Linked DNA regions of Homo sapiens: region 1 is linked to region 2. Evidence: read pairs that join two places in POLR2A ChIA-PET (ENCODE). Cell type or tissue: Caco-2. All regions are shown on one strand. Each heading gives the region's core, and the rest is flanking DNA. Links, peaks and the distances in the headings are about the cores only. Region 1 overlaps MEGF8 (multiple EGF like domains 8). Region 2 overlaps LIPE-AS1 (LIPE antisense RNA 1).

Evidence for each region. ChIA-PET counts read pairs that join two places held together with the same protein. Peaks named below come from ENCODE experiments on the same cell type or tissue, not always from the same donor. Only the 100,000 strongest peaks of a DNase experiment are listed, where the experiment ranks them.
Region 1: POLR2A ChIA-PET joins it to region 2 with 8 read pairs; 6 of 35 experiments call an interaction of 5 or more read pairs at or near these places.

Annotation. Positions count from the first base shown.
Region 1 is chr19:42,376,642-42,386,952 of GRCh38, reverse strand. MEGF8 (multiple EGF like domains 8) reads right to left here. Exons shown (of 42, transcript NM_001271938.2): 42 at 8,188-10,311. The coding sequence ends at 10,178. Among named protein-coding and RNA genes, the nearest start is that of CNFN, 8.5 kb to the left of the region's middle. In Caco-2, for the core only: no CTCF peak of the experiment used is centred there; no DNase peak of the experiment used is centred there.
Region 2 is chr19:42,460,172-42,476,884 of GRCh38, reverse strand. The region is part of intron 1 of LIPE-AS1 (LIPE antisense RNA 1); the gene reads right to left. It also overlaps the pseudogene RNU4-60P. Among named protein-coding and RNA genes, the nearest start is that of CXCL17, 26 kb to the right of the region's middle. RefSeq lists enhancers at 2,632-3,612, 4,593-5,573, 10,794-11,003, 10,748-11,248. In Caco-2, for the core only: no CTCF peak of the experiment used is centred there; a DNase peak (open chromatin) is centred at 8,265.

The DNA.
Region 1 (10,311 bases), core at 1,953-9,952, 87 kb after region 2:
TGGGGACAAGACAGATGCCTACGTGTGACCCCGCCAGGCAGTGTGTGACTTTGTCAAGTTATCCCTCCCAAACCCCAGTTGCCCTCACCCTAACAAAGTAAAACCACTAACTCTTTAGCTGCAGACTCCCTGCCTGAAGCTGCCTGCATTCTGAAAATAAGCAAAACCAGAAAGTCAGTCTTGGGAGGACGGAGGCACTGAAGTTCAAAGAAAAAACAGGAGAGCGCCCTTGCTTGCTCCATATCTATGGACTGTTGGCCTGCACACAATTCGAACAGGCGTGGGGGACTTTTGTCTCCAAAGCAGAGAACTTATAAGCTTAAGGCTCTCTGGAGCTAAAAACGAATTTTTTTTCTTTTTTTTTTGAGACGGAGTCTCACTCTGTTGCCCAGGCTGGAGTGCAGTGGCGCGATCTTGGCTCACTGTAAGCTCCGGGTTCACGCCATTCTCCTGCCTCAGCCTCCCGAGTAGCTGGGACTAAAGGTGCCCGCCACCACGCCCAACTAATTTTTTTTTTTTTTTTTTAGCAGAGACAGGGTTTCACCGTGTTAGCCAGGATGGTCTCAATCTCATGACCTCATGATCCGCCTGCCTTGGCCTCCCAAAATGCTGGGATTACAGGAGTGAGCCACCGCACCCGGACCTTTTTTTTTTTTTTTTTTTTGAGACGTAGTTTCGCTCTTGTTGCCCAGGCTGGAGTGCAATGTTGTGATCTCAGCTCACTGCAACCTCCACCTCCCGGGTTCAAGCGATTCTCCTGCCTCAGCCTCCCGAGTAGTTGGGATTACAGGCATGCGCCACCATCCCCAGCTAATTTTGCATTTTTAGTAGAGACGGGGTTTCTCCATGTTGGTCAGGCTGATCTCGAACTCCCGACCTCAGGTGATCCTCCCGCCTTGGCCTCCCAAAGTGCTGGGATTACAGGCATGAGCCACCGCGCCTGGCCTAAAAAGGAATTTTTAGGGACTGTCTACTTCAATCAACCCTCTTTCCTGCAAAAGCAACCAACAGCAGATCAAAAAATGTTCAGGTCTCAAAATTGGACAGACCTGGGATCTAATCTTGACTCCTCACCATTTAGCTGTGTTATCTTAGTGAATTCATAAACCTTTCTGAACCTGATTCCCCCTATAGGACTAACAGTCCCTAGCATGTCATATGGCTATTGTGAGAACAAGAGATGGTACACAGGGAAAGGCCAAAGTGTGAACTCAAATCACTGTGGGCTGGATGTGTTGGCTCCTGCCTCTAATCTCAATGCTTTCGGAGGGCTGAGGCAGGAGGATCACTTCAGGACAGGATTTGGAGACTAGCATGGGCGACACAGCGAGACATCTCTACGAAAAAAAAAATTTTTTTTTTTTTTTTGAGATGGAGTCTCGCTCTGTCGCCCAGGCTGGAGTGCAGTGGCGCAATCTTGGCTCACTGCAAGCTCTGCCTCCCAGGTTCACGCCATTCTCCTGTCTCAGCCTCCCGAGTAGCTGGGACTACAGGCACCCGCCACCATGCCCGGCTAATTTTTTGTATTTTTTAGTAGAGACAGGGTTTCACCGTGTTAGCCAGGATGGTCTCAATCTCCTGACCTCGTGATCCACCCACCTTGGCCTCCCAAAGTGCTGGGATTACAGGCATGAGTCACTGCGCCCGGCCTCTACAAAAAATTTTTGAGCCAGGAGCAGTCACGCCTATAATCCCAGCACTTTGGGAGGCTGAGGCAGGAGGATCGCTTGAGCCCAGGAATTTGAGACCAGCCTGGGCAACATGGCAAAACTGTGTCTACAAAAAATACACAAAAATTAACCAGGCATGAGGCGGGGCGTGGTGGCTCATGCCTGTAATCCCAGCACTTTGGGAGGCGGAGGCAGGTGGATCACCTGAGGTCAGGAGTGCAAGACCAGCCTGGCCAACATGGTGAAACCCCTTCTCTACTAAAAATACAAAAATTAATCAGGCATGGTGGTGGGTGCCTGTAATCCCCGCACTTGGGAGGCTGAGGCAGGAGAATCACTTGAACCCGGGAGGCAGAGGTTGCAGTGAGCCGAGATTGCACCACTACACTCCAGCCTGGATGACAGAGCAAGACTCCTTCTCAAAAAAAAGAAAAAAATTAGCTGGGCATGGTGACGTGAACCTGAAGTCCCAGCTAACTGAGAGGCTAAGGTAGGATGATCACTTGAGCCCAGAAGGTGAAGCCTGCAATGAGCTCACAAGATGAGACCCTGTCTAAGAAAAAGAAAAAGAAAAACATTCTTAAAAATTAGCTGGGCAAGGGCACGGTGGCTCACGCCTGTAATCCCAGCACTTTGGGAGGCTGAGGTGGGCGGATCACGAGGTCAGGAGATCAAGACCATCCTGGCTAACACAGTGAAACCCCGTCTCTAATAAAAATACAAAAAATTAGCTGGGCATGGTGGCGGGCACCTGTAGTCCCAGCTACTCGGGAGGCTGAGGCAGGAGAATGGCATGAACCCGGGAGGCGGAGCTTGCAGTGAGCCAAGATTGCACCACTGCACTCCAGCCTGGGTGACAGAGCGAGACTCCATCTCAAAAAAAAAAAAAAAAAAATTAGCTGTGCATGTGGCTCACACCTATAGTTCCAACTATTCTGGAGGCTATGGCAGGAGGATTGCTTGAGTCCAGAAAGTCAAGGCTGCAGTGAGCTGTGATCACGCCACTGCACTCCAGCCTAGGTGACAGAGAGAGACCCTGTCTTAAAACAAAACAAAATCATTGTTTTTTGTTTTCTTAAGACAATCTCGCTCTGTCACCCAAACTGGAATGCAGTGGCATGATCTCAGCTCACTGCAACCTCCACCTCCGGGGCTCAAGCAATTCTCGTGCCTCAGCCCTACAAGTAGCTGGGATTGCAAGCGTGTGCCACCACGCCTGGCTAATTTTTCTATTTTTAGTAGAGACAGGGTTTCGCCATGTTGGCCAGGCTGGTCTCAAACTCCTGACCTCAAACAATCTGCCTATCTTGGCCTACCAAAGTGCTGGGATTACAGGGGTGAGCCGCCACACCTGGCCAAAATCATTGTTAATATTACTATAATATGTATAATATAGTAACTATCTTTTTTTTTTTTTGAGACAGAGTCTCACTCTGTCGCCCAGGCTGGAGTGCAGTGGCATGATCTTGGCTCACTGCAAGCTCCGCCTCCCGGGTTCAAGCGATTCTCCTGCCTCAGCGTCCTGAGTAGCTGGGACTATAGGCGCCCGCCATCACGCACGGCTAATGTTTTTGTATTTTTAGTAGAGATGGGGTTTCACTGTGGTAGCCAGGATGGTCTCGATCTCCTGACCTCGTGATCCACCCGCCTTGGCCTCCCAAAGTGCTGGGATTACAGGTGTGAGCCACCACGCCCGGCCTATTCTAATATTAATATATTACTATTATTTGCTGTTATCTCTCCCTCTCTCTTTCTGGAGCTGTATCCACTCATTGAGTGACATCTTCCCTCGGGGTATCTAACAGCCACCTCAAATTTAACATATATAAAACCTAACTGCTGATGTACCCCAACCCCCAAACTGACTCTGCCTAGTCTTTGCCATGCCAGGAAAGAGCAAACTCTACCCGTTCCGTTGCTCAGTCACTTTCTCTCTCACCCAGCGTCCAATCTGTCAACAAATTCTGCTGGTTCTGCTCTCAGAATATATCCAGAATCTCACCACTTCTCTCCACTCTGCTATCCCGACCTTGTTCCAGCCACTCTCCTCTTCAACACGGACACAGGGGCTTCCTCCATGGGCTTCCCACCCTCTCCTACCCCATTAGCCTCTTCCTCCCAGGGGAATCCTGTGAACACCTACGTCAGAGCTCATTCTTCCCAAGCTCAGAATCCTCCCATGGTGCCATCTCTGACAGAGTGGAAGCTTGAGTCCTCACCGTGGTGCAGGGACCTACAGGACATAGCTCTTGTTCCCTCTGTGACCTTGTCTCCCTATCTCCCCTTATTCCTTCTTTGCTCCAACCACATGAGTCTTGTTTCTCTGAAATGTCAGGCACACTCCAACTCAGGGCCTTTGCACTGGCTGTTCCCTTGGCCTGGAATTGCTCCTCCCTCAAATGTCCCTCTGGCTCACTCCCTAATTTCTGCTCATGTATCGTCTTACAAGAGAGGCCTTCCCATCCCACCTATGTTAAATAGCAAGTCTCAGGCCGGGTGCAGTGGCTCATGCCTGTAATCCCAGCACTTTGGGAGGCCATGGTGGGTGCATCACCTGAGATCAGGAGTTCACAACCAGCCTGGCTAACATAGTGAAACCCTGTCTCTACTAAAAATACAACAATTAGCCAGGTGTGGTGACAGGCACCTGTAATACCAGCTACTTGGGAGGCTGAGGCAAGAGAATCGTTTGAACCCGGGAGGCAGAGATTGCAGGGAGCTGAGACCACGCCATTGCACTCCAGCCTGGACAACAAGAACGAAACTCCATCTCAAAAAAAAAAAAAAGCAAAATAGCAAGTGCCAAACGCCTGCTCTCTCACTGCCTTTTCTGATCACTTTCCAGCATGCAGCATCATTTACTTATTATTGGGCACCACACTGGCTTATCAGCTCCATGAGGGCAGAGACCTTATTCACTACTCTGTCCCCAGCCCCCAGCACAATGCGGGGCCCATTCTAGGCAATCAGAAGACATTGGCTTAGAAAAGGAAAGCAACTTTGGAGGTAACGTGTGGGGCAACAGAGACAGGCTTGTGTCACAATCTGGCTCGTCTCTTAATTAGCCCTGAGTTCTTAGTCAACAGAGCTTTCGAATGGGCAAAATGGAAAACCAAGCTGGCACCTCCCAGTGATGTTGGCAAGATAAGATTCACACCAAGCACCCAGCACAGTGCCTGGAGGGCTGTAGGCCCTCAGTAAAATATTCCCTCTATCCCTGAAATCCCCAGGGGGTTTGGAGCTGCACATAGCCTAGAACCAGGCATCCAGCCTTCCATGCCCAGACTCTCTCCCACCTCAGCATACGCCACTTGCACTCAGGTATGTGCAGGGAGAAGTGACGGCAGAGGGCTGACGTGGAGGGAGGAACACGTACCATAGAGCACTTGTGAGAGTCGGAGGGAGTGTGGCTATGCATCCCAGAGAAAAGGCCCAGTCGTGGTGCAAATCATCTGCTTAGGAGGGCAAAGTCACAGGATGACTGCTAGGAAGACACTTCACCTGAGAGGTCCACGCATAACACAGAGGAGTCCTAAAGAATCTTAGCTCCTTTCTGCTCATGCAGGTGGAACTCCAAGCCCTCAGGACTCCCTCTCTCAGGGCAGCAAATCTCACACTCCTTAGCTTTCTAGTTGGTATATTCTGCATTATCCCTAGCAGAAATTGGCTATTGTTTTTGTTTTTTGAGACGGAGTTTCGCTCTTGTTGCCCAGGCTGGGGTACAGTGGTGCAATCTCGGCTCACTGCAACCTCCACCTCCCGGGTTCAAGCGATTCTCCTGCCTCAGCCTCCTAAGTAGCTGGGATTATAGGCATTCGCCACCACGCCCAGCCAATTTTTGTACTTTTATTTATTTATTTTTATTTTTATTTATTTATTTTTTGAGACAGAGTCTTGCTCTGTCGCCTAGGCTGGAGTACAGTGGCATAATCTTGGCTCACTGCAAACTCTGCCTCCAGGTTCAAGCAATTCTCCTGCCTCAGCCTCCCGAGTAGCTGAGATTACAGGCGCCCACCACCATGCCCAACTAATTTTTGTATTTTTAGTAGACACAGGGTTTCACCATGTGGATCAGGCTGATCTCGAACTCCTGACCTCGTGATCCGCCTGCCTTGGCCTCTCAAAGTGCTGGGATTACAGGCATGAGTGAGGTGGACTGTTGACCCTTTTGATTTGTGGTTACAGATGCTTGGAAAAGCCTCACCCTTCCTGCTGTGAGGTACAGGTAGTCATGTGGCATCACCTCTAAACGTGTGCTGGGACAGCTTTCAGCTATGTCGACCTAATTTAAGGGGTCCTTCCTTGGGAGGTGGAAGAGCCTGGTGGTCAGGCACATAGGTCTGAGAGTCAATTGACAGCTCTCATGCAACAGCTAAACCATGTCTATGACCTTTTGTTTTCTCATCTGCAAATGGGGATTACGGGTTACTGACCTCATATGATTGCTGGAGAGACCAAATGAAACCACAGCAGTATGCTATGCAAACTGTCCAGCATGTGCTGCTCAGTTCATATAAATGCAAGTCCACGATCATATCCTGGAGGGTAGGTGCTACTAATAGCTCATAAAGGCAAAACTCACGTGAGGTCAAGGTAACCCCTGGAAATCCCTTAAATTGCCCACAAAGTATGAAGATACCATGTTAAACCTGGGCAATACAGCGAAAACCTGTCTCTACAAAAATACCAAAAAAAAATAGCCGGGCCTGGTGGCGTGCATCTGTAGTCCCAGCTACTTAGGAGGCTGAGGTGGGAGGATCACTTGACCCCAGGAGGTTGAAGCTACAGTGCGCCAAGATCACATCACTGCACTCCAGCCTGAGTGACGAAGCAAGAGCATCTCCGAAAAAAAAGAAAAAGAAAATACAGTGTTATTCCTGGCCCATAATGGAGACTCACACACCCTCTGGGTCCCACACATCGTCCTCCGCTGAGCACCTGATGAAGAAACCAGCTTGCACTTTGGAGCCGGGATGTGCAGAAAAGATACATTGTTTAACACACCCAGCAAGATGCCTATGCTGCTGAGGCTGATGGAGAGGACAGAGATCTCCAGCTCCCACCTGGGAGGAATCAGGGATTTTGTTTGCCTAGGTGCATGCCAGGTAAAGCAGCTCTCATGATGCTTTCGGTTTTGACTGTGACTCTAATGGATTAGAGAAAGCTCACTGGGCTGGGCGCGGTGGCTCACGCCTGTAATCCCAGCACTTTGGGAGGCGGGCGGATCACGAGGTCAGGAGATCAAGACTATCCTGGCTACCACGGTGAAACCCCGTCTCTACTAAAAATACAAAAAATTAGCCAGGCGAGGTGGTGGGCACCTGTAGTCCCAGCTACTCGGGAGGCTGAGGCGAGAGAATGGCGTGAACCCGGTGGGCAGAGCCTGCAGTGAGCCGAGATTGCACCACTGCACTCCAGCCTGGGCAACAGAGCGAGATTCCGTCTCAGAGAAAAAAAAAAAAAAAAAAAGAAAGCTCATTGTGCTAGGGTCTCATTTCATTCTCAGCCCTGTCTGGTTTGAACCCTTCTATTGGGGCCCAGAATAAAATCTGTGCCTGGGCTAGGCATGGTGGCTCACACCTATAATCCCAACACTTTGGGAGGCCAAGGTGGGAGGATCACTTGAGCTCCAGAATTCAAGACCAGCCTGGGCAACATGGTGAAACCTCATCTCTACCAAAATTACAAAAATTAGCTGGGTGAGGTGGTACACGTCTGTAGTTCCAGCTACTCGGGAGGCTGAAGTGGGGGGATCGCCTGAGCCCAGGAAGTTGGGGCTTCAGTGAGCAATGATTCCATCACTTCACTCCAGCCTGTGTCACAGAAAAAGAGACACCCTGTCTCAAAAAAAAAAAGAAAAAGGCCAAGTGCAGTGGCTCATGACTGTAATCCCAGCACTTTGGGAGTCAAGGTGGGCGGACCACTTGAGGTCAGGAGTTTGAAACCAGCCTGGCCAACATGGTGAAACCTTGTCTCCTCCAAAGATAGAAAAAAATTAGCCAGGCATGGTGGCGCGTGCCTGTAATCCCAGCTACTTGGGAGGCTGAGACATGCAAATCACTTGAACCCGGGATATAGAGGTTGCAGTGAGCCAAGATCACACCACTGCACACTAGCCTGGGCAACAGTGAGACTCTGTCCCCTCAAAAAGCAAAACAAAACAACAACAAAAAGCCGTAGCTGGGACCAAGGCAGCCTGTTTTCCCTCCTGAGCCAAACTGGGGTTTCCCTGAGGAAGATCTAGGGAAGGGTCAAATTCCACTGCCCACGTCTGCCCTCAGCGCGTCCCTTCTGGGAAACAAGAGCTGTTTATTGGTATTTATTATGCTTCTGTTGGGGCATACCCTTCCCCCTTCCCCCTTCCCCCTTTAAGAGGGGCAGCCAGGAACAAAGCCACCCCAGCTTGGAAGTGGCACCATCATAAGGGCAATTATCCAAGTTATCCAGCATGCGGGGCTGGGTCAGAGTTGAGACCTAGCCCTGCTGGGACATGTGCAGACGCGCTCAGACACCTGGGTTTTCCCCATACTTTTTATTTGTTAATTTCATCACCCCCCTCTTCTTCTGATGTGGTCCCCACCACCTCTGACATGCACGCATTGGCTAGGGCCTCTCACACTGAGGCTCCACGCGAAGGGAAGATGCAAAGTCCAGTCCCTCCAGGAGCTAGTGATGGAAGTCTTGGGAAAGGAGAGTCCCAAGTTCAAGAAGACAGCTAGGGTAGAAGGGAGGGAGGTCCTCAAGGGGTAGAGGACAGGAGTCCAAGGAGGTGGCTCAGGTGCGGGGTGGCGCCTCAGGAGAGCCCAGAAATCTTCCAGGCAGCACTGTCTGGAACAGGGCTGTGCACTGACGGTACCGGCATTTTCATCCCCAACCTCAGTGGCCCCCATGCCCACCTGGGGTGGGATCTCAGGCAGAGGTTTTGTCCCCTCTGAGGCTCCCCCACAACACGCCTCTGTTGTTCCAGCTTTGCTGTGTGACCCTGGTCCCCGGTGAGGTAACACCACCACTGAGCTTTATCCCTGCAGCCTGGGGGTCCTATTCACCTCTGGGCTGTCTCAGGGTGCCATCTGTCTCTTTCCAGCTGCTTCCCTCGCCAGCGCTATCAATCCCCCCATTCAATTTCTGCTGTTGAAATATTCAGTGTTTCTGTATCCCTAGTTGGACCTGAGTGAAGAGATGTCTGAAGGGCATCTCATGTCAAGAACCAGACTCTGATCTTCCTCACAAGCCTCAGTCTGCCCCATTCAATTAACGATCCCCTCAGCCACCCACAGTTCAGGCCACAAAGCTAGGGGTCATCGTGGTTTTGTCTCCTCCCTCACCCTGACATCCACACCATCATTTATATTCTTCCATACACATCCCACATCTGAGCCAGACTCCCTCATTGCCAGCACCCTACTCCAGCCCACCATCCCTGCTGCCCCTCTTGTCCCTCCGGTCCATTCTCCACAGCACAACTGAGTGACCTCTTAAATTTTTTTTTTTTTTTTGAGGTGGAGTCTCGCTCTGTCACCCAGGTTGGAGTGCAGTGACGCAATCTGAGCTCACTGCAACCTCCGCCTCCTGGGTTCAAGCGATTCTTCTGCCTCAGCCTCCCGAGTAGCTCGGACTACAAGTGTGTGCCACCATGCCCAGCTAATTTTTGTATTTTTAGTAGACATGGGGTTTCACCATATTGGCCAGGCTGGTCACGAACTCTTGACCTTGTGATCAGCCCACCTTGGCCTCTCAAAGTGCTAGGATTATAGGCATGAGCCACCGCACCCGACCCTCTTAAATTCTTAAATAGGTACATCGGATCCTGTCACTCCCCTTCATCAAACCATCCAACAGCTTCCCATTGCCCTGAGAATAAAACCCAAAACCCTATGTGGGGCCCACAAGGCCCTGGGTGATCCAGCCCCTGACTATCCCCAGCCTCATCTCCTCACACTTGATCTGGGTCACACTTACCAGTTTTCTGGTCCTTCCAATAAAACAAGCCTGCTCCCACCCCAGGGCCTCTGCCTTTGCTTCCCAAAGCTCTTCCCGTAGCTGGTTCTTCTCAGGCGTTCTCAGTCTAGCTTCTTTGAATGCCCAGCTGACTTCACCCCATCGTCCCTCACTGCCACATCCTCTGGAGGCCTCACAGTGCTTCTCCCTCTCTGAAGCCATCTTACTTGTGTGTGCACATGTGCATGTGTTCATGTGTGTATGCGTGTGGGGTGTGTGCATGTGCACTGATTGTCTCCCTTCACCAGAACCTAAGTCCCATGAGATCAGGGAACCTCGTCTCTTGGTTCCTGCTTTGCCCCACGCCTATGACAGTGCCTGACAGAGTAGGTACTCGATAAATAGCTGCTGAATGCAGAACAAAGGAGGCCCCATCTGGGCAACCCTGGGGGAAGGGGGCCAGTGGTCTCCAAGTAGACAGTGTCCAGGGGCCCCCAGGTGGAGGGACCCCAAGTCCAGGGCGGCCCTATCAGGTGACCCAGCTGCTGTGGATGAGAACCCTGGGCATGTCAGAGGGACATGCTGGTGAGGTTGTCCTGGCTCAACAGTCCCTTCCGGCCCGCACCAGTCCCATGCCCACTGCCCCCAGCACCCCCACCACCCCCACAGTACTCGTGCAGCCTGTGCCGCAGTGTGACGAGGG
Region 2 (16,713 bases), core at 4,788-12,787:
ATGAAACATATTTCAAATACAAAACATGAATTTCAAATTCATGAAACAAATATCTATCATTGCCTAGTATGTATCACGTATTGTGATAAGTCCAGGGACTACAAAAATGAATAAAAATATGTTTCCTGCCCTAAAGGAACCCACTGTCAACTTTGGAACAAAGACTCTTCACAAAATGGAAAATGCCTATGGAGACATCTTGAGAAGAGCCAAACATATCTTCTGGCTGGGCACGATGGCTCACGCCTGTAATCTCAGCACTTTGGGAGGCTGAGGTAGGGGGATCATTTGAGGTCAGGAGTTCAAGACCAGCCTGACCAACATGGTGAAACCTCATCTCAAATGAAAATACAAAAATTAGCTGGGCGTGGTGGCGCACGCCTGTAATCCCAGCTACTCAGGAGGCTAAGGCAGAAGACTTGCTTGAACCCAGGAGGCGGAGACTGCAGTGAGCCAAGATCATGCCACTGCACTCCAACCTGGGCGATTGAGTGACTGCCTCAAAAAATATATGTGTGTGTTTGTATGTGTGTGTGTATTTGTGTGTGTGTGTGTGTGTGTGTGTGTGTGTGTATCTTCCACGTCAGTTCTAACCAAGAAAGCAATTTTGCCTGATTTGTGACCACAGGAAAAAGGGTGCTCACTTTACTTTCAAATCAGTGCCCCAGTCACTGTTAGCACAAGCCACAGCAGTGGAGTAACCAACACATGATGTAAAATGCCTTCTATTTGCCTGGTGCTATGGCAAGTACTACAGGCAAGATCTGTAAAGATGGAAAGGGGCATCCCAGAGAAGAAAGCAGCAATCACAGCTAACGCAACTTATCCTGCTTCTGGGCTTCATCTTCCCCTAACTCATAGATTCAATCTGTCCTCCACTTTGACAGTCAAAGAGATCACCCTAAAACACAAGTCTGCTAATGTCAATGATACTGCCTTTGGAAAAATTATAACAGTGAAAAAAATATGGCAGTAAGAGATCTTATCTAACCCATGCTCCCCCATCTTGCCTTTCCCTTAATCATTCCTATGCTTAGGCTAAACTAACTTTGGGAGACATTTGGTTTATAGTTTAAATGATAAGAAACCTTCCCCAAAACTCAACCACCTTTGTAAAGCTAATGAAAGGCCATCAGGATAGAGGGAGGAGAGGAACCTGAATTCTGCTAAGCTGTAGACTGGTCACCAGATATGTCCTGCACATAACATCACTGTTGTAGATTGGCCTTTTGAGATATCTTTTCAGGTTTTTTGCATGTCTGACACCCAGAGCTCCACCTGGACCTGCCAACTCCACTCCTGTGGCCCTAGCCAGAAGCAACTCGCTAAAGAGAGCAGCTTCAAGATCCTATGATTTCATCTCCACCCAAACCAATCAGCCGCAAGCACTCCAACCCCTTCCCCCAAACTGCCTTTGAAAAACCTCTAACCTGGGGGGAGGGGGGAGGGATAGCATTTGGAGATATACCTAATGCTAAATGACGAGTTAATGGGTGCAGCACACCAACATGGCACACGTATACATACGTAACAAACCTGCACATTGTGCACATGTACCCTAAAACTTAAAGTATAATAATAATAAAATAAAATAAAATAGGAAAAAAATAAAAACCTCTAACCTATGAGCTGAAGATGAGGTTGATTTGAATAACAACTCCATCTCCCATGTGGTGTGGCCAGCCTTGTGTCAATTAAACTCTTTCGTCCCACCGCATAAACTCTTTCTTTACTGCAATGCTGTGGTCATTATTTGTACAGCAGGCAGGAAGAACCCATTGGGTGGTTACATCAATACCCTGCCTAAAATCTAGGTATAGTTCTCCATCACCTTGAGGATAAAATCTAAACTTCTTCACCAAGCATACCAGGCTCTTCGTAATCTGGTCCCTGATTACTTCTAATCACTGTGCCTGTGTACTCTCTGTGACAACAGGCTCAGCTACTTGCAGTTCCCGGAACACATCACTGACTTTGCACTCCCTCACATCACAGACTTTGCGTGTATTGTTCCTTCTCCCTAGACGGCCCTCCTCTCAATTTCTACTCCTCTTTCAGAACTTAGCTCTTAAAAATAGAAAGAAAAGAGAAGAAAAGAAAAGGTTTCTCTGTTCTCAGCATTCTCATCCCAGGATGAGTTAGTAAGCCCTCCCCTATGCTCCTGTAACACTTGATTTGTCCTTTAATCATAACGCTTGTTATTCTTTTTTTTTTTTTTTTTTTTTTTTGCGACAGAGTCTCGCTCTTGTCGCCCAGGCTGGAGTACAATGGCACGATCTCAGCTCACTGCAACTTCCGCCTCCCGAGTTCAAGCAATTCTCCTGCCTCAGCCTCCCAAGTAGCTGGGACTACAGGCACCCATCATCATGCCTGGCTAATTTTTGTATTTTTAGTAGAGATGGGGTTTCTCCATGTTGGCCAAGCTAGTCTCAAACTCCTGACCTCAGGTGATCCAACTGCCTCAGCCTCCCAAAGTGCTGGGATTACAGGCATGAGCCACCGTGCCTGACCCATGCTTGTCATTCTGTTCTGTAACTGTTTGACTTGTCTCCTTTAAAAGACTATGAGCTCCTTAAGGGCCACCATGTTTTTATTTCCATTAATATACTTAGTACCTAATATAGTGCTTAGTATCTAGCAGGCATTCAGGAAACTACATGCTTATTAAGGAATTCAATGAGTGAATAAACAGCACCAAACATTTACTGGATTCCATGTGTGAGGCACATGGTGAAGTCTTAAACTTAATCAATGTATTGAGTTTGTGAAAGGAAAATAAAATCTTGGGATCCCAAATTCACTATGCCAAAGGGAAAAGTTAAGCTTGGGAACTGAGTCATGCAGAAACTGCCTTCTTTTTGTTCCTAAACAGATAGCTGTAATTTCACAGTCTTACATTATCTTATGTAAAATGTAGATCTATTGAGCACTAGATAAATGCATAATTGACTTCCCCTCCATTCCTTTCTTTTCACATGTAAAATGCGAATTCACTGAGTGCTAATCAAAGCCTCCCAAGAATGTAACTGTTTGCCTCACTGCCTACCCTCCCCTTTCTTTTTCTTTCCTCCTCCTCCTCCTGCCTGTTCTTTCTCCTTTAAATATTGAAGTCCTCGGCTGGGCACGGTGGCTTACGCCTGTAATCCCAGCACTTTAGGAGGCTGAGGGGGGCGGATCACGAGGTCAGGAGATTGAGACCATCCTGGCTAACACGGTGAAACCCTGTCTCTACTAAAAATACAAAAAAAAAAAATTAGCCAGGCATGGTGGCGGGCACCTGTAGTCCCAGCTACTCAGGAGGCTGAGGCAGGAGAATGGCGTGAACAAGGGAGGCGGAGCTTGCAGTGAGCCCCGAGATCGTGCCACTGCACTCCAGCCTGGGCAACAGAGCAAGACGCCATCTCAAAAATAAATAAATAAATAAAGACAAAAATAAAATAGTCTTCCTGTATCATAGAATCATAAACTCTCTAGCTAGAGAAACTCCTCTACAATCACATGATCCAAACTTCTTACTGTATAGATAAGGGATCTAAGGTCCAGAGAAATTAAAAGAATACATGGCCAAATCAAGGTCACAATATGAACATCATTCCCCTCCTCAAAAACCTTCAGATAAATTCCAAACTCCTTAGCACGGCATTCAAAGCTCTTTACAACCTGACCTCAACCCACCTATTCAATCTCATTTCCCTCTCATGTCTCCTACAAGCCCTTGGTTCCAATCTGTTTTCTTCCTATCCTCTGAACTTATGCTACTTGGCCTCATTCTGTTCTTTTTCTGGAGTGTCCCTCCACCTTCCTCTCCAACCTTTGCAGGTTTGCAACACTCACTTGTTCAGAAAGCCTTCCCTGGCTTAGCCCATGGGGCAGCTCTCATAGCTCTGAACTCCCAAAGCCTTCATGGTCCATGACACTTGTTGGCTGATGTTATTGCGAAAGTTTCCCATTCACAATAATTGCACCTCGGATAAACCTCATTGGCTACAATAATACCACTGCGCACAACCAGCCAGTATTATTTTACATGCATTCCCAACATTGTGATTTACATGATCTTCTATCTTATTACCTCTCACCCCATCTAGACTGCAACCTCCTTAAAGGCAAGAGATTGTACTTTATATTTCTCCACAGCTCCCAACTGCACCTAACCTGTGACTATGAGCATTTACTGAGCACCTATAATGTGTAAGTTGCTGTTCTAAGGCCTTTGTGTACATGATGTCATTTGATCCTCATAATTCAGCCAGGCACGGTGGCTCACGCCTATAATTCCAGAACTTTAGGTGGCTGAGGTGGGAGGACTGCTTGAGCCCAGCAGTTTCAGACGAGCCTGGGCAATATAGAGAGACTTCATCTCCACAAGAAATTTAAAAATTAGCCAGGCATGGTGGCACACATCTGTAGTCCCAGCTACTTGGGAGGCTGAGATGGGAAAATTGCTTGAGCCCAGGAAGACGAGGCTACAGTGAGCTGTGATCAAGCCACTGCACTCCAGCCTGGTAACAGAATGAGACTCTGTCTCAAAAAAGATCTTCATAATTTTCTCAAATGAGAAAAGTGAGGCTCACAAAAGAGTAAACTGTCAAGATCACACAACTTAACTAAAAAGTGGCAGAGCTATAGTGAAATGCAGGTTCCTCAGCTTCCATAAAAACATTTAGCCAAAAACCATGCTGCCTCTAACCCAGTTGGTGTCTTGAATGGGACAGGTGCACCCGAACTGCTCAGTGACTAACCAAGACATTCACAAGCCCAGGCAGAGGGCCAAAGTATACATGACAAAGAATCAGAGCAGGCTTGATGCTCCCTTCCCCTGAAGCCCAGATTTGGGTTTCCCCAGGTCCCTGCAGGGTCTCCTTTGTTTCTTGGCATTGACTCTTCACCTTGTGCCAATTTAGGCAGAGGCCCCACTCTGTTCCCCAGGTAGCTTATCCAGGAGCCCTGACCAAATGGGTAAGACAGCAGGATACAAAAAGCCAGATTCCTCTGAAGCAGTGAGAAAAGTGATTCTTGAGCAACTGGCTCACTGGAAGGGAGCCCTTTCCTATGGCCACCCTGCTCCTGTGTTTTCCTTTCGGGGCCTGTTAGGCAACTTTGGGATTAGAGAAACAAGACTTTGCCAACAAACTGTGTCTAACAGAGTCGGAGTGGAAGAAGCCCTGACACCTTGCAAACCCTGGACAGCGGGAAGACCCGTCTCTCTCCTGCCTTGCCCTGACTGAGGGCCACATCCTCCGTGTGCCCATGGGGAAACACAGCTTGGAAAACAGGCTTTTCTACCCTGGCGGCAACAGCTGCCATTTACTGCCATCAGTTATGTAATTTAATAACTTATTGCCAAGCTCTATACCTGGTACTTTAAATGCTTTGTGTTTTTGGGGGGCTTTTTTGTTTTTTTCCCCCCACCTCAATCCTTGTTAACATTCTGTGGACTATAGTCCACTGCAGTAGTTAAGGACACAGGCTCTGAGGTTGGGCTTCCATGTTCAGAATCCCAGCTCCACAACTTAAGAATTGTGTTACTGTTGGCATGCTGCTTAACCTCTCTATGCCTCAGTTTTCTTATCTGAGAAATGACAACTACAATAGTACCTAATTCCTAGAGATATATGGGGATTAACTGTATTAATAAATATAAAGTGCTCAATACAGTAGCTATTATAACTATTACATGGTATCATCTTCATTTTACAAATGTCGCAATTGAGCCCTAGAGAGCTTAAGTCAGTTGTCCAAGATCACGCAGATAATAGAGAACAAAGTGGATTTAAATCCAGGTCCAGTCTGTCTGACTCCCAAGGCACCAAACACCCAGTGCTTGAAGTTTCTCTCTCTGTGTCTCTTTCTCTCAAGCTGAACTATACTTACAGAGCTGTTGGGGTGGTTAAAGAGCTACAATAGGACCCAAGTTAGAATTAAGTTCCCAGGGTCACCCTGAAGAAGTGAAATTATGTAGGGCCCAGAGCTGCCATTAAGAATGTGGGGTTTGGGGCCAGGCGTGGTGGCTCAGACCTATAATCCCAGCATTTTGAGAGGCCCAAGTGGGTGGATCAGCTGAGGTCAGGAGTTCGAGACCATCCTGGCCAATATGGTGAAACCCTGTCTCTACTAAAAATACAAACAAAAATTAGCTGGGTGCGGTGGTGGGCACCTGTAATCCTGGCTACTAGGGAGGCTGAGGCAGGAGAATCACTTGAACCCAAGAGGCAGAGATTGCAGTGAGCCAAGATCACACCATCGCACTGCAGCCTAGGCGACAGAGAATCCGTCTCAAAAAAAAAAAAAAAAACATGGGGTTTGGGCCAGACGCAGTGGCTCATGCCTATAATCCCAGCACTATGGGAGGCTGAGGCAGGAGGATCACTTGAGCCCAGGAGCTAGAGACTAACCTGAACAATATAGCAAGACCCCGTCCCTACAAAAATAAGTTAAAAAGTTAGCCACATGTGGTGGCACACACCTCACACCTGTGGTCTCAGCTACCCAGGAGGCTGAGGTGGGAGGATCGCTTGAGCCCAGGAGGTTGAGACTGCAGTGAGGTATGTTCACACCACTGCACTTCAGCCTGGGTGATACAGCAAGACCCTGTCTCAAAAAATAAAAAACAAAAATAAAAAAAGAATGTGGGGTTTGGGCTGAGTACAGCAGCTCAAGCTGATATATAATCCTAGCACTTTGGGAGGCTGATGCAGGAGGATCACATGAGCCCAGGAGTTTGAGACCAGTGTAGGCAACAAAGTGAGACCCTGTCTCTACAAAAAATTAGCCAAGTGTGGTCGCATGCGCCAGCTGCTCCGGAAGCTGAGGCAGGAAAATCACTTAAGCCCAAAAGGTCATGGCTGCAGTGAGTCGTGATTGTGACATGGTACTCCAGCCTGTGCAACAGAGTGAGACTCTGTCCCAAAAAAAAAAAGAATGTGTGGTTTGGAAAATTTTCACCCAGCCTACCCCCAGTGATTTTGCACAAGTGACATCAGGCTGAAATGATATCAAAAGCAGTATTAAAGGGGGAAAGAAGTCACAAAAGGGCATCATGAAGAATTAGAAGAATGGGAGAAAACAGGGAAGGAAGTCCCAGCTGCCACTGCCTTTGTGCCTCTGTGTGGTGGAGGGGACAGCAGCTTAATGTATGAGCCTCCGACAAAAATGTGGCACCAGTTGGTCTGAGTATGTCTTTTTTATTTTTTTATTTTGAGACAGACTCTGCCCTCTGTCACTCAGGCTGGAGTGCTGTGGGGCAATCATGACTCACTGCAGCCTCGACCACCAAGGCTCTAGTGATCATCTTGCCTCAGCCTCTCAAGTAGCTGGGACTACAGGCATGTGTCACCATACTCAGCTAAATTTTTAAATTTTTTTTTTTTTTTTTTTTTAGAGATAAGGTCTCGCTATGTTGCCCAGACTGGTCTTGAATTCCTGGGCTCAAGGAGTCCTCCCACCTCGGCCTCCCAAAGGATTGGGATTACAGGCATGTGCCACCATGCCTGGCCTGAGCATTTCTTGTGCATCTTTCTCCACAAATGCCCCTCCCTCCCTTTTTTTGAGATGGAGTCTCACTCTATTACCCAGGCTGGAGTGCAGTGGTATGATCTCAGCTCACTGCAACCTCCACCTGCTGGGTTCAAGTGATTCTCATGCCTCAGCCTCCCGAGTAGCTAGGATTACAAGTGTGCACCACCATGCCCAGCTAATTTTTATATATAGATAGATACCTATATATATAGATATCTATGTCTATCTATCTGTGCATGTGTGCGTGTGTGTGTGTGTATAAATATATATATATATACATATATATTTTTTTTTAGACAAAGTCTCACTCTGTCACCCAGGCTGGAGTACACTGGCAAGATTTTAGCTCCCTGCAACCTCCTCCTCCCGGGTTCAAGCAATTCTCCTGCCTCAGCCTCCTGAGTAGCTGGGATTATAGGCGTGTGCCACCTCGCCCAGCAAATTTTTGTATTTTTGGTAGAGATGGGGGTTTCACCATGTTGGCCAGGCTGGTCTCAAACTCCTGACCTCAGGTGATCCACCCACCTCGGCCTCCCAAAGTACAGGGATTACAGGCATGAGCCACCATGCCCAGCCTTAATTTTTATATTTTTAGTAGAGACAAGGTTTCACCAAGTTGGCCAGGCTAGTCTCAAACTCTTGGCCTCAAGCAATCCTCCCACTTCAGCCTCCCAAATTGCTGGGATTAAAGCCATGAGCCACCGTGCCTGGCCCTGCCCCATTTAACTACTGCCTAGCATCCTGGTCTGAATGGAGAGAAGTAATTATAGTTCCCTACGGATGACTCATGACTCCGCAAGGCTCAAATTGCCCTGCCATCTCACTACTACAGTTTGTAAGAACAACTAACAAATCCATTTCTGGTCCCCCAGGGAACATACACTCATTCTCCACTTCTGGGTGTGCTTGAGGCCATGCTGTTGTATCTGGAGAGATGAGGGGCAAGCTGAGGGATAATTGCAGTTGCCACCTCCACCACATTCCCCCCACAGCCTTTCTTAAGGAGCCCAGTGTCTTGCCTTCCCATGGCCACTGTGTCCTAAAAGGGAGAGTCAGAAAGTGGCAAGGGGCTGGACTCACACCCCACTCTCCTGTGTCAGCTGCTGCATGACTGAGCTAGCCTGTCTGGTTCTGAGAGCTCCCAAAGGCTTGCAAGACAGACAGTTGGGTACTGTGAGAATTAGCCCCAGAAGTCCATGTTCAAAAAAAGACAAACCGTTTGTTCCTGAGGAAAGAGATCCTATTTTATTTATCTTTTTTTTTTTTTTTTTTTTTGAGATGGAGTCTCACTCTGTCGCCCAGGCTGGAGTGCAGTGGCGCGATCTCGGCTCACTGCAACCTCCGCCTCCTGGGTTCAAGCGATTCTCCTGCCTCAGCCTCCCAAGTAGCTGGGATTACAGGTGCCCGCCACCACCCCGGCTAATTTTTGTATTTTTAGTAGAAGTGGGGTTTCACCATCTTGGCCAGGCTTGTCTTGAACTCCTGACCTAGTGATCCACCTGCCTCGGCCTCCCAAAGTGCTGGGATTACAGGCGTGAGCCACCACGCCCGGCTTATTTTATTTATCTTTGAGAATTCAGCAACTGGCCCTTGTTAGATACATGAAAAACATCAGTGAAATTTAATTGTTTTTAAAGGGCAGAACGCCTACATGTTGGTTAGAAACAAGCCATAAATCTGACCAATTTCCTGCATGTCAACGTGTCGCCAGTTTTCTGGGAACAGGATGATACCTCTGTCACAGAAGCGATCAAATCCTCTAGGTCCAACTCATAAATCTAAGGGTGTGATGGCTAAACAACCAACATCTGATTTCTGAGAACTGACCTTGGACTATTCAGAAGGTATGGGAATTTCATCCTCCACCTCCCAACCCCTCACATGATTCATACCCAGGAATAAAACAAGGCAGATTTCAGACTGGATTAAGAAAATTTCTAACATCTTATCCAGCCTCTGACAAGTTACCAGGACATTGCACAAAAAGCAGAAACATAAAGAGAGCAAGCCCAGCTCCTAAATCACTTCCTCTCAGCATCAGCACATCAGCAGCCACTGATCCACATTCTGACCCACACGCATGCACCAGACACATGTAATACACTCACAAAGCTTCACCTTAAACTCTTAAGTAGCAGTGACATACAAGACATTATCACAGAACACAGAATCTCACATGTGTTACAGGAGCTCCCCGGACAATACTAACCAAACCGTAAGAATCTAACTCCACCTACCCTTCACCATATCTGTATGAATACTGGGAGCTGGAACATGCACATGTGTCTCTCTGTGCCCTGGATCTGTCAGGTTCTATGGAAAAGGGGAAATATGAAACAGAGACCCTGATGGCTATGAAAAGAATTTCCTGCTATTTGCTTCAAAGACACATAGGCAGGAAACAGTTGGGAAATCTATCAAAACAATCATAGCCTACTCTAGAAACTGAATATTAGAGAGGCAGGCAGAACAGGGAGGGAAGTCATGTTATTACTGGAACATAAGAAGTCTGTGCAATGGCAGGGAAGCTACCAACTGGGCCTCCTTCCCCAGAGCCAAAGGAAGCTCCTGCCTCCAGACTCTCCTCACCACACCCACAGTGGGCCTCTTCAGCCCTTAGAAACACAGAGCTATTCAAGAAGAGATGCAAATAAAACTCACTACTTGTTCCTTTTGGGGGAGGGAGGCACATGTGACAGAAAAAGCAGCATTCGGGGCTCTGCCACACCTGCCTCAACCTACCACTGTTAATCACAGAATCAGAACTTGAGAACACAAAAGATGATCTCACTCAAATCCAACAGCTTACAGATAAGAAAACTCCCGTCCAGAGTGAGCGAGTGACTTTCTCATGGTAACAAAGAACGTCGGTAGCTTAGCTGACACAGAACAAGGCCTCCTCACTCCCAGCCCAGAGCCTTTCCCTCACTTCTGGATCTTCCTGAGGCCAGAGTGTGTGAACATCCCCAAAACTGAGCTGCATAAAACTCTCTGATGTCCTCACCCGAGGCAGTGGGTATAACTGGACTGGCCTTCCAAACTTGCTAGTGGATGAGATGGAAGCAGAAAGATTAATACTTCCTCCTGTTTGTCTGTCTTGCTCAGCTCAGGGCCCTAGGGGAGTCACAAAAGATGAGGACACGTGAAGACTACAGCTGCAGGTAACAGGATCCCCGTTTCACATCCCAGGCTGCAATTCCACTGTCCCCCATTCACTGCTCTCAGCAGTCCCCACTCTTGAGCAGACTGAGGTGAAGCAGCTAAACTTCATGTCACTCCACCTCCATGGCAGAGCATGGCAGGCCCGAGAGAAGTCACTACAACTGCTCCCCTCCCAATGCTCATCGCCCAACCGAGCACCAAACCACATGGAGGTCCTCAGCTGGGAAGTTCCCCAACAGGACAGAGAGAGAAGTGAAACCCATCTGGGGGAGAAAAATAAATGAAAGGTAAATGTAAGAGATGCTGCCTCACAGTGCCTCCTCTGGTATAAAGGCAAGTGCAATTTTATCCACTCTTGGTCCTCCCACCCCACCCCTCCAAGAGCCCAAAGAAAGAAAGAGAGCACGGACCACATTATTGTTTTGGGTTTTGTTTGTTTGTTTGTTTGTTTGAAATGGAGTCTCGCTCTGTCGCTCAGGCTGGAGTGCAGTGGCGTGATCTTGGCTCACTGCTACCTCTACCCACTAGGTTCAAGCAATTCTCCTGCCTCAGCCTCCCTAGTAGCCGGGATTACAGGCATGCGCTACCAAAGCCTGGCTAATTTTTGTATTTTTAGTAGAGACGGGGTTCCACCATGTTGGCCAGGCTGGTCTCAAACTCCTGACCTCAGGTGATCCACCCGCCTCAGACTCCCAAAGTGCTGGGATTACAGGCGTGAACCACCGTGCCGGCCTACATTGTTAATTTTACAGAGGAACAAGACCCAAACTGTGGTGACTGAAGAAGCCAAGATTCCATTTCCTTCCAGAACCAGACATTCAGCCTTAAATCAGTAGGTCTCAAACATCAATGTTTGAGAAATTCTTCTTTCAGTTGGCCCAAGTGATAACTATAGATCTCAGGGTATTTTTTGTTTTGTTTGTTGTTGTTTTTGTTTTGAGACCGTCTCACTCTGTTGCCCAGGCTGGAGTGCAGTGGCGCGATCTCGGCTCACTGCAACCTCTGCCTCCTGGGTTCAAGCAATTCTCCCACCTCATCTTCCTGAGTAGCTGAGAGTACAGGTGCACACCCCCATGCTCAGCTAATTTTTATATTTTTAGTAGAGACAGGGTTTCACCATGTTGGCCAGGCTCGTCTTGAACTCCTGACCTCAAGAGATCCCCCGCCTCGGCCTCCCAAAGTGCTGGGATTACAGACACGAGCCATCGCGCCTGGCCTAGATCTCGGTTGTTTGTTTTTGAGATGGAGTCTCGCTCTGTTGCCCAGGCTGGAGTGCAGTGGTGCAATCTCGGCTCACTGCAGGCTCCGCCTCCTGGGTTCACGCCATTCTCCTGCCTCAGCCACCCCATCAGCCAGGACTACAGGCGCCTGCCGCCATGCCCGGCTGATTTTTGTATTTTTAGTAAAGACGGGTTTTCACCGTGTTAGCCAGGATGGTCTCAATCTCCTGACCTTGTGATCTGCCCACCTCGGCCTCCCAAAGTGCTGGGATTACAGGTGTGAGCCACCACGCCCAGCCTAGATCTCAGTTTTTAATAAACATCCTCGAAGATCCCAATACAGATGATCCAAGGACCACTCTATGAGAAGTCCTACCCTGTTGCTTTCCTCAGCATTCCTGCTCTCAATCTGGGAATCAACCTGAAAGTTGACACTTTCTGTACCTGAGCTGCATTTTATCTATGTCTTCGTCAGAGGTAAAAGGAAACAAAAGAAAACAAACAAACAAAAAAAAACACAGAAAAGGTCAGGCACGGTGGCTCACGTCTGTAATCCCAGCACTTTGGGAGGCTGAGGTGGGCAGACCACGAGGTCAGGAGTTCAAGACCACCCTGGCCAACACAGTGAAACCCTGTCTCTACTAAAAATACAAAAATTAGCCGGGCGTGGTGGTGCGTGCCTGTAGTCCCAGCTACTCGGGAGGCTGAGGCAGGAGAATCACTTGAACCTGGGAGGCAGAGGCTGCAGTGAGCCGAGATTGCACCACTGCACTCCAGCCTGGGTGACAGAGCAAGACTCCATCTCAAAAAAAACAAAAACAAAAAAACAGAAAAGTACAGAATGTACTGAACTACCCTGAACTGCTGAGTGATTAAGACCACATGCTATATAGTCCCCCAGGCGGCCTGGCTTCATATTCTGGCTCCAGCATACAAGCTGCAAGGCCCTGGGCAAATGACTATACCTCACTCCCCTCATCTGTAAAATGGGGCCAATAAAAGTACCCGCCGCATGTGCTGTTGTGAGGATCAACTGAGGTAATCTAGTTAAAGTGTTTAGCACACTGCCTGGTATATACTGAGCACACAATATTTGTTGGCCACTCATCGTACTATTAGTACACAATATTAGTTACACTAGCTGTGTTAGATGTACTAATTGTAAGCATACAATATTTGTTGGCTATTAGCATTTAATATCGTCATATAAACATATAAGACCCATTACTCATTACACCCAGGCCAGGCACAGTGGCTCATGCCTATAATCCCAGCACTTTGGGAGGCCAAGGCGGGCGGATCACCTGAGGTCGGGAGTTCAAGACCAGCCTGGCCAACATGGCAAAACCCCCTCTCTACTAAAAATACAAAATTAGCCGGGTGTGGTGGCGCATGCCTGTAATCCCGTCTATTCCAGAGGCTGAGGCAGAAGAATCACTTGAACCCCATAGGTGGAGGTTGCAGTGAGTCAAGATTGTGCCATTGCACTCCAGCCTGGGCAACAAGAGCAAAACTCTGTCTCCAAAAAAAAAAAAAAAAAAAAAAAAAACTCATTACACCAAAGAGATTGGATAGGCCAAGTAATTTTTAAGCAGTAGAGAGCCTTCCAAGGAGACTTCTAGATCTAGTAGCCTGGCTTTTGGCTTCATCCTTCTAAGCTACTTCTTCCCCTTTACCCTCCTAGTCTCACCTCTCCCCCTTCCAACCCATGGTCACAGTGTTCTCAGCAGAACTGTACATTTGCATTGTGCTTTTTATAGTTTATAATGAATGCTAACACATTTTATAGCATGTGTTTCACCTGCCTCCTCTTCCCTATTATCTTTCTCCAAAAGTCCTTCCTTCACTCTCCTCTTTTCACCTCTCCATTCATTGATTCACAGTCCCCATTTTCCAAAAGACCTATTGGTAGTAAATATGTGACCCCTGGGCTAATAATATCTATCCAGCCAAAACCCTGAAAAATTGCTCTGATCAGAGAACAGAGAGGGAAAGAGTAGAACACAGCCATGAGCTCGACGCAGGAGAGCAGGTGTGAAGTTACTACAGAGGCAGAGACCCCCCCAGCTCACTCCCTCTTTCCTCTTCACCCTCTACCACTCCCTGGCTCCAGCGCCAGCTGTATTCTTCCCACTCCCCACACAGTAGTTCCACCTGGATGGCCGATAGGCATCTTATCTAACATTCAAAACTAGGTTTAGCATTTCAGCCCCTAATCAACCTAGCCCCACCCTTATCTTGGGGCTAATGACATCTGGTCCACCCAAAATCCCAAACTAGACACAGCTCGGAGCCATCTTCAGGCCCCTCCTTCCCATCTCCTCCCCTCTGGTCACTCACAAAGACCTCCAACTCTTCCTCAAATGGCTCACGCCTATGCCCCTGTTCTTCATGCCCTCTGATTTCTCACTTCAGATCTGAGTCTCTCATGTGGACTCTGCACAGCCACACTTCTCCTAGAGTATGTGTCCTGAGACACAGGTCACTTCCCACTTTAAGCCTCTGGTAGTTCCACACTCACAAGAGTCCAGACTCCTTAAGCTGGTGGTCAAGACTTTCACAGTCTGTCAGGACTCTGCCCTTCCTGCTATCAAAGAGCACCAAAAGAAGACCAGAACAAAAATATCCACCCTCACCACTCTTGCATAAAAGGCCAAAGAGCACATAAAGCCTGAGGGTTGGTCCCCTCTCATAAGGACATTAGCCAAATTGATTTCTTCTGAGCATGGGTCCTTGGGCCCTGAAGGAATGATATAGATTTCAATGAGGAAGAGAAAAGAAAATGCATGGCTAGAGCAGTCAAGCTGTAAGGGCTTGAGTTCATCTCAAATCTCATTTTGCAGCAGGCACAGCTAAGGCCTAGATAGGCAAATCTACTCATTCAAAGTCAGAGCTCAGTCACCAACACCAGGACCCAGGTCCTGGCCCACAATTCTGCTTCTTCTGCCAACAGGCCTAGAAGACTCTCTCAAGAACAACTGTCTTGGATTCCCACAGCTTTCCCCTTTCTGTGGTCACCACTCAGGACTCCCTACCCTGCCCCACAAGCCTGCAGATTCTGAGATGACCTGGAAGGAACGGAACAGGAAGGCGTGAGCTTTGGCACCAGTTTAACGTAGAACTGTACGGGCCAAACACAGGGCCTTTGATTATAGAAAAAAATAGGCCCATTGTCTTGGTGGGTGGAACCAAAGCATAGCAGCATCTAAGAAACCAGTTTCTTTGTGTCCAGTGATGAGGGCTTAGCCCTAAAATATTAGGGTGGGGAGGGAGGAGGGGTGAAAGGGAAACATACTTTAATAAAATAGATTAGCAAACTAATACAGGAACAGAAAACCAAATACTGTGTCTTCTCACTTATAAGTGGAAGCTAAATGAGAACACATGGACAGAAAGAGGGGAACAACAGACACTGGGGCCTACTTGAGGGTGGAGGGTGGGAGGAGGGAGAGGATCAGAAAAAAAAAAAAAAAAACTGTTGGGTACTAAGTACCCGAGTGACAAAATAGTCTGTATACGAAACCCCTGAGTCACAAGTTTACCTGTATAACAAACCTGCAGGCCAGGCACGGTAACTCACGCCTGTAATTCCAGCATTTTGGGAGGCTGCGGATTGCCTGAGGTCAGGAGTTCCAGACCAGCCTGGCCAACGTGGTGAAACCCCGTCTCTAATAAAAATATAAAAATTAGCTGGAAGTGGTGGCTGGCGCCTGTAATCCCAGCTACTCAGGAGGCTGAGGCAGGAGAACTGCTTGAACTCAGGAGATGGAGGTTGCAGTGAGCAGAGATCGCGCCACTACACTCCAGCCTGGGCGACAGAGCGAGACTCTGTCTCAAAAAACAAAAACAAAAAACCTGTACATGGAGCCCTGAACCTAAAATAAAAGTTTAAAATATTTTAAAAGAAAGAAAAAAAAAAGAGGCAATTACAAGAGTTCTTACCCCTAGGTTTTCTTGTTTCCTCACATAGTGCTTACACAAGGTCCTCTGATTCCCCCAGGATCTAGGAGGACTGGGTAAAGGTGTGGCTCCCTGGAGGTTAGAGGAATCAGTAAGAGATTTAGATGGCTCCATTATGAGGCTGTTAGTAGAGAAAGCAGCCACTCTATGTTTCCCTAATTGCTAGTAAAGAAAAACAAAAAAAAAACAAACTCAGGGCTATATATCCACCCCTTTCAACAAAGGAAACAAACCTTCCTATTAAGTACAGGTGACCTGTTCCGGGACTGGGGCCCTGCCCACCTCAGCATTGTTAAGAAATAATAGGAAGAAAAAAGCAGAAAAGGCTGAGCCCTAAACAACAGATTTTAGGAGCACATTCTCCCCTGCCACCAAGTCTGAAACTACTTCACATTGATTCCAGGCTCCTGGAATGTCTCAGTTTACCCCATAAGATGTCACTGAACACATTCCTTGATGACTAGTCATTCCTTTGAGTTTGATCCATGGAAATGATGGACCATTTAGGTTGAAGGATAAGGCCCTCTCTTCCTGCCTTTAAAAAACTGTGCCTATAACGTCACTCCTGTCCTTGGCAAATTCATCCTTACACTCAAAGATATGCCTTCTCAGTGATCGTCCAGAGGATTTAACAGGTACATTGAAATACTTCTATTTATAACATCGCAATGTAATTGTTACTCGCGTCCATGTGAAGACAGTCTACTATACAGGCACTTGGGTGCAAGTGGGCTGAGTCTGAAAAGAGAGTCAGCAAAGGGAGAATTGGGGGGACAGTTTTACAGGATTTGGGTAGGTAGTGGAAAATTACAGTTAAAGGTGGTTTTCTCTTGTGGGCAGTGGTGGAGGTCAC